Linked DNA regions of Homo sapiens: regions 2 and 3 are each linked to region 1. A link is an interaction called in ENCODE POLR2A ChIA-PET data of the cell type or tissue named here. Cell type or tissue: PC-9. All regions are shown on one strand.

Region 1 (4,000 bases):
ACTTTGGGAGGCCGAGGCGAGCAGATCACCTGAGGTCAGGAGTTCGCGACCAGCCTGACCAACATGGAGAAACCCTGTCTCTACTAAAAATACAAAATTAGCTGGGCATGGTGGTGCATGCCTGTAATCCCAGCTACTCGGGAGCCTGAGGCAGGAGAATTGCTTGAAACTGGGAGGTGGAGGTTGCGGTGAGCTGAGATCATGCCATTGCACTCCAGCCTGGACAACGAGAGCGAAATATGGTCTTAAAAAAAAATATATATATATATATATATATATGTGTGTGTGTGTGTGTGTGTGTGTATATATATTTGTGTATATATATATATATATGACTAAGCGTAAATGACAAAATATAAAGTCATGCACATGCACATGTGCCCGTGTGTGTGAAAAAGAAGATTCTGGAGGCTGTAGACCTCCCTCAATGCAACCACGTAGCTTCAAAATGTACAGTTTCACTGAAAGCTCTCCAAATTTAGAGATACACTCATCTTAAAGCTTTATATTACCCATTAGTTTTCTTCTGAAAATAAAGCAAAACATAAATCAAAATAAAGTTTTGAGACACTGTGAAAACATTCCAAATGTTTACAGTCATCAAATAGTGTGAAATGCCAAACATTAAAGCAGAACAATTTAACCATGTTGGAAACACTGCTCTGGTGGTGGGAAAAGTATAAAAAACATAAACTTATCAAATTATTTGGAACACCTGGAATGATAAAAATCAAAGAAATCCGAATAAGAATGAACCTTAGAGATCATTCTAGATATACCCCTTCCTAAGGACAACTCCCCATAGAGTATTCTCAGCAAGTGGCTCACTAGCTTCTCCCTTTTGGTGACAGGGAATTCATTACTTCCTAAGAAGACTGCCTCATTCCATTACTAGACAACTACACTTGTCAGAAAGTGATTTATTTTGATCCAAAATCTGGCTCCCAGTGACTCACAGGGCCTTGTTCTGCTCTCTGAAGCCAAGTACAGACGCATCAATGAAAACAAACGTAACATATCAGTTCTATAACATAATAGGTGAGATCAGAAAATATGAATCCAGAAGAAAAGTGAGTTTGGACCAAGTGTTCAAAGAAAAAGGGAACTATGAAATGGTTAAAAAAAAAATGTAGAAGGCCAGGCACAGTAGTTCACACCTACAATCCCAACACTTTGGGAGGCTGAGGTGGGAGAATCACTTGAGCCCAGAAGTTCAAGACCAGCCTGAGCAACATAACAAAACCTCATCTCTGCAAATAATAATTTCTAAAAATTAGTTGGGCCACCTGAGCCTCCAGTAAAAACAAAATCAGGTTAAAAAAAAAAAAAATAGCCAGCATAGTGGTGTGCACCTGTGGTCCCAGCTACTCTGGAGGCTGAGGTGGGAGGATTACTTGAACCTGTGAGGTCAAGGCTGCAGTGGGCTGTAATCGCACCACTGTACTTCAGTCAGAGCGACAGAGTGAGACTCCATCTCAAAATTACATATATATATATATATATAGAGAGAGAGAGAGAGAGAAAGAGAGAGAGAGAGAGAGAGAGAGAGAGACAGACAGACAGACAGACAGACAGAGACAGAGACATAGTACAAGTGCTAAAATAAGGTGGACTATCTTGGCTAGAACTGAGTGACCAGAGTGGAAAAACAAAGGAGAAAAAATACATAAAAGAGTTGATGGAAGATCCCTGAAGTCTAGGTGAAAATTACTGCAACTAGGCAAAACTATTCTGTACTTTGGAAAAATATTGAATGAATTTGAAATGTAAAGGACAGGCAGTAAATAAGCAGAACATGCAGCTCTAAAACACAGCCATCTCAGAGATTTAGAGCTGGTAAAAAAAAATCATAGACATTATGTATTGCAACACCTTAATTTTATAGACTTAATTAAATCCCAAGAGGAAAAGGTATCAATTTCCACTTTCATATTCCCCTCCATTGTAATAACACCTTCACTGAACATTTTCCTCTTTTGTACCCTTTTCTCCCCACCTCCTGCACAGCATGCTGAATCTGAGATGTTGTATAAGATCCTAACTATTTCAAAACTCAGCTTTCAGAGGGCAAAGAAGGGATAACGTAATAAAGCCCAACTGCCTGAATCATCCTGGCTTGCCACCAAGACCCAGAATGGACAGGATGTGGTCACACTGCAGGACTGGCTCTTGCCGGCCATGGAAACTAGCCAGGTATTATGCTGATACACGTATCTCCATCAGCAGCTAACAAGACAAGGAATCAAAATCACTGCTAATTTACCCACAAAACTGTCCATCTTTTCCCCTGGTATCATTCCCCTGGGTCTGCTATTGGGCATCCAAATTCCATCAGTTTCTTTTATGCAAACCTACACCTTTTCCTCTTTCACTTACCATCCATGCTACCCTCAGGGTACCATTTTCACCACCTTCCCACATCCCCAGGGTCACCCAAACTCTGAGCTTCTCGGGTTTTCTTCCCTAATCGGTCTCATTTTCTTCACACTTCACCAGTGCTTTAAAAATGCAGCTTTGTCTCGTAAATACCTGCCTTTTGAAAGGACATACTACTAAATTTAAAACACCAGGCTGCAAGATCCTGTTTTTATAAAAACAAAGGAAGAAAAACAGCAAAAAAAAAAAAACCAAAAACACCACACACACAAAAACCCTGCCTATATGTTTAAAGACATTTAAAACAAGTACAGAAGAATACTCAGCAAAGTGTTAACAACAGAGACAGAACTGTGGGAGAAGAAGGGAAAACTATTAATTTATATATGCTTTTCTCTAGCTTGGAGTACTGCAATAAAAACTGTCATAATTACACAATTTTAATTCTTAAAAAGCAAACTCTTGAAATGAAAAATAGAAAAGGCTGGGTGCAATGGCTCATGCCTGTAATCCCAGCACTTTGGGAGGCTGAGGAGGGAGAATCGCTTGAGGCCAGGAGTTCAAGACCAGCCTGGTCAACATATTGAAACTCCCCCGCCGCCCACACCCCCCACCAAAAGAAAAGAGGAAAAAAACCCACTTAAATTAAAAATGCTAATGCATCTTCAATAAAGATTAAATAAGATTGATAAAGATTAGTCAGTGAGCAGTGAGGACTGTTGCTCCCAGCCCCCATAACCCTAAATGGTGAGTAAGGGCTAATTTTCCACTTAGGCTGCCTTCTTAGACCTTACTGTCCCCAGTCAGCTTTTTTGCCCATCGTTTATTTGTTTTCATTTTTCCTAATTTAGAAAGCAATCAAACTAACTGGTGAAAACATTATTAAATTGTTTATATCCCATATTCTAGAAATTAGGCTTCTATAAAATAACAACCAATTGCACAAATTAATTTTTTTTATTAAATTGAAAGTTAGCCTGTAATCCTAGCACTTTGGGAGGCCAAAACAGGCGGACTGTCCTTAGCTCAAGAGTTCTAGACCAACCTGGCTTACATGGCAAAACCCTGTGTCTACAAAAAAAATACAAAAATTAGTCAGGCATGGCGGTGTGCACCTGTAGTCCCAGCTACTTGGGGGCTGAGGCATGAGGATTGCTTGAGCCCAGGAGGTCAAGGCTGCAGTAAGCCACGATCACACCACTGTACTCCAGCCTAGGTGACAAAATGAGACCCCATCTCAAAAAAAGAAAAAAAAGAAAGTTGAGGATCTGAATCCATCATGCAATGTACGCTTCCCCAGCAAAGAAAACATGAATTAAAAGGACTTATGTGGCTGGGCACAATGGCTCATGCCTGTAATCTCCACACTTTACGAGGGCAAGGCAGGCAGATCGCTCGAGCTCAGGAATTTCAGACCAGCCTGGGCAACATGTTTGAAATCTTCTCTCTACTAAAAGTACAAAAATTAGGCTGGGCGCGGTGGCTCATGCCTATAATCCCAGCACTTTCGGAGGCCAAGGTGGGTGGATCACGAGGTCAGAAGATCAAGACCACTCTGGCCAACATGGTGAAACCCTGTCTCTACTAAAAAAAATACAAAAACTAGCCAGGCGTGGTGGCGCGC
Region 2 (4,000 bases), 140 kb before region 1:
AGCATAATTCCTGGCATTATTAATAATGTAACAGAAAAAAGGGCCAATATATTAACAAGCAGCAATTCAAAGAAAAAGGAATCCAAATGGCTAATAAACATAGTAAGATGCTGGCTGGGCACGATGACTCACACCTGTAATCCCAACACTTTGGGAGGCCAAGGCGGGCCGACTGCTTGAGCCCAGGAGTTCAAGACCAGCCTGGGCAACATGGCAAAACCCAGTCTCTACAAAAAATGCAAAAATTACCTGGGTGCGGTGGTGTGCACCTGTAGTCCCAGCTACTCAGGAGGCTGAGGTGGGAGAATCCTCTGCCTTCCATATGAACCCGGGAGGCAGAGGTTGCAATGAGCCATGATCATGCCACTGCACTCCAGCCGGGATGACAGAGTAAGACCCTGTCTCAAAAACAGAAACAAAAAACGAAAGAAAACAAAAGTAATCAACAACAAAACGATAGTAAAATGCTAAAACCAACTGTGTAGCATCCTATAGGAGACATATCATGACTACAAGATTAATGATAGCTATAAGGCATTAACAAGCTCTCACAGGACTGACACTATGTGCCACTTAGCAGCGTGAGGCCACCTGGCCTGGGGATTTCCAAGCTGGCCCAGGGATTTCCAGGACATAAGGCCACCTCATCACGGATGCAAATCTCGTAAACCTTTAACAAAGCTTACCCTTATAAGACTAGCTTAACCTCCTCTTATGAAAGAAACGCCTGATAATTGACTGAACTAAATGCAGGTAGAAGAAATGGGAAGAATCTCCCAAACTCTGAGAATAGTCTCCAGATGGAGACCCTCCTGGACAGGCAGTCATCTGACCTCTGATTGAATCTGGCCCATGCCACCCACCTGCTCCCACTATCCGACTTGTAAGACCACTGCTAAAATAAATAGCTTGAACATCAGATGGTATTGAAGTCACATCTTTGATGTGAATCGGACTGAAGGGAAGTTGCTTCTAGGGAAACTGGTTTGCTAGGACCATCGAAAACCTCCAAACATGGCAAATTTATAACTCAAGTGAAACGAAGTAAAAAGAGAAGTTATATATATAATATATACAAGATATATAATATATATAAAATATATAGTATATATTATATAATATTTATTATAAATATATAATATGTAATATATAATATATAATATTTATTATAAATATATAATATATAATATTTATTATAAATATATATTTATAAATATATATTATAAATATATAATATATAATATTTATTATAAATATATATTATAAATATATGATATTTATTATAAATATATATTATAAATATATTATATATATAGTGGTAAAGTTTTAAAAGTTTTGTAAAAAAAACAAACTCCCGAGCGCCCCAAAACCGTGTGGAAATATGAACTCTTACTCATCACTGGAGGGAAAGATAATAGATGTCTTTTGAGAAGGCAATTTAAAAAGAAGTATCAAAAGTGTAAATGTACATCCTGCTTTACCTGGAAACTACACCAAGAACAACTTATCCCATGGATCTGTTTGTCAAAATGCATAAATATGAAAGTATAAAGATATTATTTATGATGCAATTTATGAAAATAAAAACTTGAAAATAAACCAAGACTCCATTAACACAGGGAGCTGGACACATAACATCTGGTGCATCCATATAGTAGAACAGTATGTAGCTGTATATAAAAGAATGGAGAGTTCTAGAAAATATACAATTAGGTGATAAAAATCAAGGAGCATTAAACATTTCTGAAACAATATATGAGTGTTAATAGTGGGGTCTAGAACGTGAGAAGGGCAAGGAAAAGATTCTTCCCTAGAGCCTCCAGGAAGAAACCAGTCCTGCTGATGCCTTAATTTTTCACCCAGTGAGACGCATTTCAGAATGCTGAGCTACACAACTATGAGATGGATTCGTGTTGCTTTAAGCCACAAAGTTTGTGGTAATTTGTTACAGCAAACTAATTTAAGTATTTACTTCTATAGCATGGGACTGGAGGTTGAGGTAGTGAGGAGGAAGATTTTATTTTTATGTCATTCCTATTTCACTTAAATATTTTAACATATGCATATATAACTTAAAAATATATATAAGAACAACAAGAAGATATTTTTAATTGGCATTTTAAAGAAGTACAATTCCCTTTGTAATGGCAAACTTTAAGGATAATTTTCTATTATAGTCAGAAAATAATGAGGTAAACATTAGAAAAATAAAATTCCAAAAGGAGAAAATTTTATATAGGTTCTAACTCACTCAAAAGAACTAGGACCTAAGCTTATGATTTCATCCTTATACTTCTTCTTTTTTTTGATACAGGGTCTCACTGTGTCACCCTGGCTAGAGTGAAGTGAGTGGTATGATCACAGCTCACCGCAGCCTCGACCTCCTTGGGCTCAGGCAATCCTCCCACCTTAGCCTCCCAAGTAGCTGGGACTATAGGCACATGCCACCACATCTGGCTAATTTTTGTATTTTTTTTGTAGAGACAGGATTTATCCATGTTGTCTAGGCTGGTCTTGAACTCGTAGGCTCAAATGATCCGCCCACCTCAGCCTCCCAAAGTGCTAGGATTACAGGCATGAGCCACTGCGCCTGGCTTCATCCTTACACTTCCATATGGTGGCCTCAATTTACTGAGAATATGTCTGTATGCAATAAAGATTAAAATAACACAATTTTGAAAAGTAGGTGGATACCTAATGAGAGGCAAAAATAAAACAAAACAAGATAAAACCTGTCTCATTTTTCATCCCTGAGCATTCAATGTCTGCCACCACTGTCCCATCACTACCTCTTTCAATTAACTGGATGATAAATGTGCATTACAAATTGCATGATGTTTTCTAGATAGCCATCCTATTATAGCACAGTGCACTAATAATAAAAATATACAATGTTTAATGAGCAGTATGTATCCCAGGCACCATTCTAATTATTTTCTATTAATCGCATTTTATCCTCACAATAACCCCACTGAGGTAGGTATTATCGTCATCTCCATTTCTTTGAGGCACAAAGGAGTTACCTGCCCAAGGTCCACACAGCTAATACATGAGGAGACCCAGACTGGAACGGAAACAGTGTAACTGCAGAATGGCCCATCTCAACCACTTAATCCTGTACTGAATACAGTTGAGAAAGTTTAACTCAACGTCTAAACAGAATTTCTTTGTGATGAACGTGGTGTAGGACAAGCTTTAGTTTTGGCAGTCCTTTCAGCATTGCAGATCTAGGGTGCTGGAATTAACATAATAATATGCTTCTTGTCTTTTCATTCCAACAGTTCAGCCTCTCCACCATACAGCTTTCCCAACATCCTTTCTTTTGTCTCCTATTTGAGCTCAAAATGATCTGGTATGCCAACCCCAGAAGCATTTATGATCAAATCCCTTTTATTTCCTTTTCAAGCCTCTGTTCTAGGACCTGTGCTTCAGCATTCCTGGGAACCAAAGTCATGCTGCAATAAAATCACTTGCAAATTGTTGGCATTATCAAATCACATTGGAAGACACTTGTACAAAAGAATGAACAAAATATAATAATGGAACAACTTTGGCATACTGCTGCTAATTAACGAAATACATTTTAAAATACTAAAAAAAAAAAAGAGAGAGAGAGAAAAGAAAACTCCATCTCAAGGAGTCCTGAAGCCCTTAGTGATCTCCAGGAAGACACTCCCGAACCCAGAGCATTTTAACTTAGGCTCCATGTGAATGGTTTCAGGACACCTGGGAAACACAAGAATCCTCCCCTTACAGCCATAATGATCTGTATCACCTTCCTCCATGAAAATCAGATCTGGAGTTCTCTTCTCTCTTGTTTACATTCTAGGTAAGGGGGAAAAGAGACAAGGAAAGACATATTCACAGACAAACTAATAAATTACTTTGAAGTACATTTATCCATTATTAATGACAGTATAGTGGTATAATTAAGCTATTTCAAATAACTCATATATAAGAACACGTTCTGTTGTAAAGAGATCCCTGTACACCTTGGGCT
Region 3 (4,000 bases), 130 kb before region 1:
TCCCAGCACTTTGGGAGGCCAAGGCAGGCAGATCACGAGATTAAGAAATTGAGATCATACTGGCCAACATGGTGAAACCCCATTTCTACTAAAAATACAAAAATTAGCTGGGCATGGTGGCACGTGCCTGTAGTCCCAGCTACTCAGGAGGCTGAGGCAGGAGAATCGCTTGAACCCAGGAGGTGGAGGTTGCAGTGAGCCGAGATCGTGCCACTGCACTCCAGCCTGGCGACAGAGTGAGACTCCATCTCAAAAAAAAAAAAAAAAAATCCTATATCAAGAGAAAACTAAGACTTAAGAAAAAATGGAGAGATTTATGGATTACATGTAATTTGGGCTATGCCCCTTGTGTACCTGTCAGCTGGGTTTTTGATAGGAATAGAATAAGAAGTAGGCAATTGGAGGTAACTCCAATTAATGACAGCCTGCCTCAAGTGCTGTGTGTTGCAGCCTGAAGAGAGATTATATGTATTGGGTACCAGGCAAGCAGGTGGCAAGGCTGACATTCCATAAAAAATGATGAAAACCTTGCTATGATGATTTGATTGGATGTAGGGGTCAGCTTATTTTCATAAGGGGAAAGGCAAAGAGAGACACAGGGTCAAATGGTCCTCAAGAAAAGCTCCGTCATACTGAGCACCTATTAGCAGACAAAAAACTAGATTGGAACGTTTTAGGCCTAGGTATTATTGGCTATCTTGTATACAAAAGAAACTTAGTATTGATTTTTTTCCAAGTCTCATTGTAAAAATAATTGTTTTCCATATTTCATTTCAGAAAATATCTATGAAAGACAATGATTTTAATTTTGAAATAGCAGATAAAGAATGAGTCTTCTTACCTATAAACAACTGAACTAATGATTTCTTAAATGCCACTGGTAAGTTTGAATAAGAAATAATTAATACGGATAAGAATGTAATATTCTTATTACAGGAGGGGTACCACACTGTAAATGGCACTGGGACATTTAGCCATTTAGGGGAAGATTTTTAATTTAAACTCTCTTGCTGTTCCACACATCAAACTAAATCTCATGTAGATGAACACATTGAAAGTATAAAAGCCACGAAAACAGGTAGAAATGAGTATTATATTTTTATAGTTTTGAGAAGAGTGAAGGGAAGAGGAAGGAGAGGGAAAGATATTCTCTGCTTAAAGGGCACTCTAAGGAATCTCCTAAGAAACAATCAGTACATTTAAAAACAGGAACACTAAACCTTCAGGGTGTCAAAAGTAAAATAAAATCAAAAGGAAAATAACAAACCAGTGGAAAGGATTTCTACTCATAGAAAACGATTAAGAAAATCAATAATTTTTTGGCACACACAAGTAGTAGAAACATTAAAACCTAACAAATGTGTAAAATTGATGAAATATAAATTTAAAAAGTCTTCTACCATTTGATCAATTATTTTTAATTATATTTCTGGATCAATAAATTTTAATTATATTTCTGGAATGCTATCCCTAAGAAATAACCCTGGCCAGACGCAGTTGCTCATGCCTGTAATCCTAGCACTTTGGGAGGCCAAAGCAGGCAGACCGCTTGAGCTCAGGAGTTTGGGACAAGCCTGGGCAACATGGCAAAACCCTGTCTCTACCAAAAATACAAAAAAAAAAAAAAAAAAAAATTAGCCAGGCATGGTGGGGCGTGCCTGTAATCCTAGCTACTTGGGAGGCTGAGATGGGAGGATCTCTTGAGCCTGGGAGGTGGAGGTTGCAGTGAGCCAAGATCGTACCACTGCACTCCGGCCTGGGCAAAGAGTGAGACCCTGTCTCAAAAAAAAAAAGAAAATCCTAAATACATTTTAAAAATATATGCAAACAGCAATGAAATAATAATACAATAGCTAACACTCACCCAGCCCTAACTCTGCACCAGGTACTATTTCAAGTATGTCACATGTAAGGACTCATTTAATCCTCACAACAGACCCTTGAGTTAGGAATTGTCATTATTCCCACTTAATAGCTAACAAGATCGAGGCCCAGAGAGGATAATTTACTTGCCTAAGGTTATTCAGCTAACATGTGCATAGCCAGTGTTAAACCCTGGCAAATAAGAAAATGAATGCATTTGCAAAATCTGTGCATACTTAAAGGGCACTCTAAGGAATCTCATAAGAAACGATCAGTAGATTTAAAAACAGGAACACTAAACCTTTAGGGTGTCAAAGTAAAATAAAATCAAAAGGAAAATAAACCAGTGGAAAGGATTTCCACTTACAGAAAAGGATTAAGCTCTAAAAACAAAATCCAAAGCTTCTAACTTCAATTATTTGCAAAGTTTTAGGTAATAAACTTGTAAGAAATTATATTAAATTGTACTTAATACAATTTTTCTTTTGTGAATTTTTTTTTTTTCTTTTAAGACAGAGTCTCGCTCTGTCGGCCAGGCTAAAGTGCAGTGGCACGATCTCAGCTCACTGCAACGTCCGCCTCCTGGGGTCAGGCAATTCTCCTGCCTTGGCCTCCCTAGTAGCTGGGACTACAGGTGCCTGCCACCATGCCCAGCTAATTTGTTTTGTATTTTAGTAGAGACTGGTTTCACAATGTTGACCAGGCTGGTCTCGAACTCCTGACCTCAAGCGATCCACCTGCCTTGGCCTCCCAAAGTGCTGGGATTACAGACATGAGCCACTGCATATGGCCTTTTTTTTTTTTTTTTTTTTTTTTTTTTGAGACAGGGTCTCACTCTGTATCCTAGGCTGGAGCGCAGTGATGGAATCATGGCTCATTGCAGCCTTGACCTCCCTGGGCTCAGGTGATCATCCCACTTCAGCCTCCCGAGTAGCTGAGACTAAAGGTGCACACCATCATGCCCAGCTAATTTTTGTTTTTTTGTTTGTTTGTTTGTTTGTTTTGGAGAGACAGGGTCTTACCATGTTGCCCAGGCTGGTCTTGAACTCCTGAGCTCAAGTGATCCACCTGCCTCATCCTTCCAAAGTGGTAGGATTACAGGTGTGTCTTACCATGTCCCGTCTTGTGCATCTTCTTTATCCAACATGAAATGCTATGCTGTTAGCCTTCAATAAAATTTCCTGGAAATCTAGTTTAAAAAAAAATTCAGGTGCCTAGGTCCTATCTGGCCAAGAATAAGGGGAAATAGACTGTTTTTAGTCTGTGATTTGATGGGATACACTGGGGAAAGTCTGTCTCCAAAAGCAGTTAGAGCAGAGCACTAACTCTAGTTATACTTCATAAAAATTCTTGTTGAATTCAACCTTCATAGCTCTGACCTCTACTCAATTTCAGACAGGAGTACAATTCACAGATTGCTAATGGAGAACAGATCAATTTCAAGGCCATCTAGGACATGCATAACCATACACAGAGAAGAACCTGGCTTTAAGTTTTTAATTAATAATACTTCCCTTAGGCTGGAGAGCCAAGTAGTATCTGCCTCCATGTTTCCCAGAGGGCACTAATCAGACTGTGTACTTGGAGGATATCCAGCAGGTGTTTTCTGCTCTGATTCAGGCCACTATCCTGAAAGGTGCAGTCCATGGGGAGAGAACTGCATTCTAGTATTAGAATAAATTGTAACTTCATTTTATTCCCCTGAACAGTCTAATAAAGGTAGGCATGCCCTTATACATGCAGCTATTCCCAGCAGTGTTTGCAAAGCGTTTGCACAGAGTAGGTGCTTAATGGAATGGTAATTTCTGAAGGAAACATTTTGCAGCCAATTAAAATACAGCACAGAGTTTCCATTTCTCTTTGCCGCTGTCTGGAAAATTGTAGATACATATGACTTTCTGCACGTACACATCGAAAGCATTTGCCAACTCAATGGTGTTTCTCTCAATCTGAAGCTTAATGGTGGATTTGCCCATCACAATAAGAGGGTAATAATACTGTCTGACCTTGGAGTGACTCACTGCCCTCCTCTGCTGACTGGCCCCAGGCAGGAAGGGTAATGCAAAATAAATGAATGGGTGAGTACATCGCAATGAGGTGAACATCATCAACTCTACTCTTCTGAATCCTATTAATT

What was found. ChIA-PET counts read pairs that join two places held together with the same protein. Peaks named below come from ENCODE experiments on the same cell type or tissue, not always from the same donor. Only the 100,000 strongest peaks of a DNase experiment are listed, where the experiment ranks them.
Region 2: POLR2A ChIA-PET joins it to region 1 with 5 read pairs; 7 of 35 experiments call an interaction of 5 or more read pairs at or near these places.
Region 3: POLR2A ChIA-PET joins it to region 1 with 7 read pairs; 5 of 35 experiments call an interaction of 5 or more read pairs at or near these places.

The regions. Positions count from the first base shown.
Region 1 is chr12:32,114,015-32,118,014 of GRCh38, reverse strand. The region is part of intron 1 of BICD1 (BICD cargo adaptor 1); the gene reads right to left. Among named protein-coding and RNA genes, the nearest start is that of BICD1-AS1, 8.6 kb to the right of the region's middle. In PC-9, no CTCF peak of the experiment used is centred here; a DNase peak (open chromatin) is centred at 2,114; H3K27ac peaks cover 3,224 bases.
Region 2 is chr12:32,249,295-32,253,294 of GRCh38, reverse strand. All of the region lies in intron 2 of BICD1 (BICD cargo adaptor 1), which reads right to left. Among named protein-coding and RNA genes, the nearest start is that of BICD1-AS1, 140 kb to the right of the region's middle. RefSeq lists enhancers at 513-852, 3,502-4,000. In PC-9, no CTCF peak of the experiment used is centred here; no DNase peak of the experiment used is centred here.
Region 3 is chr12:32,240,899-32,244,898 of GRCh38, reverse strand. The region is part of intron 2 of BICD1 (BICD cargo adaptor 1); the gene reads right to left. Among named protein-coding and RNA genes, the nearest start is that of BICD1-AS1, 140 kb to the right of the region's middle. In PC-9, no CTCF peak of the experiment used is centred here; no DNase peak of the experiment used is centred here.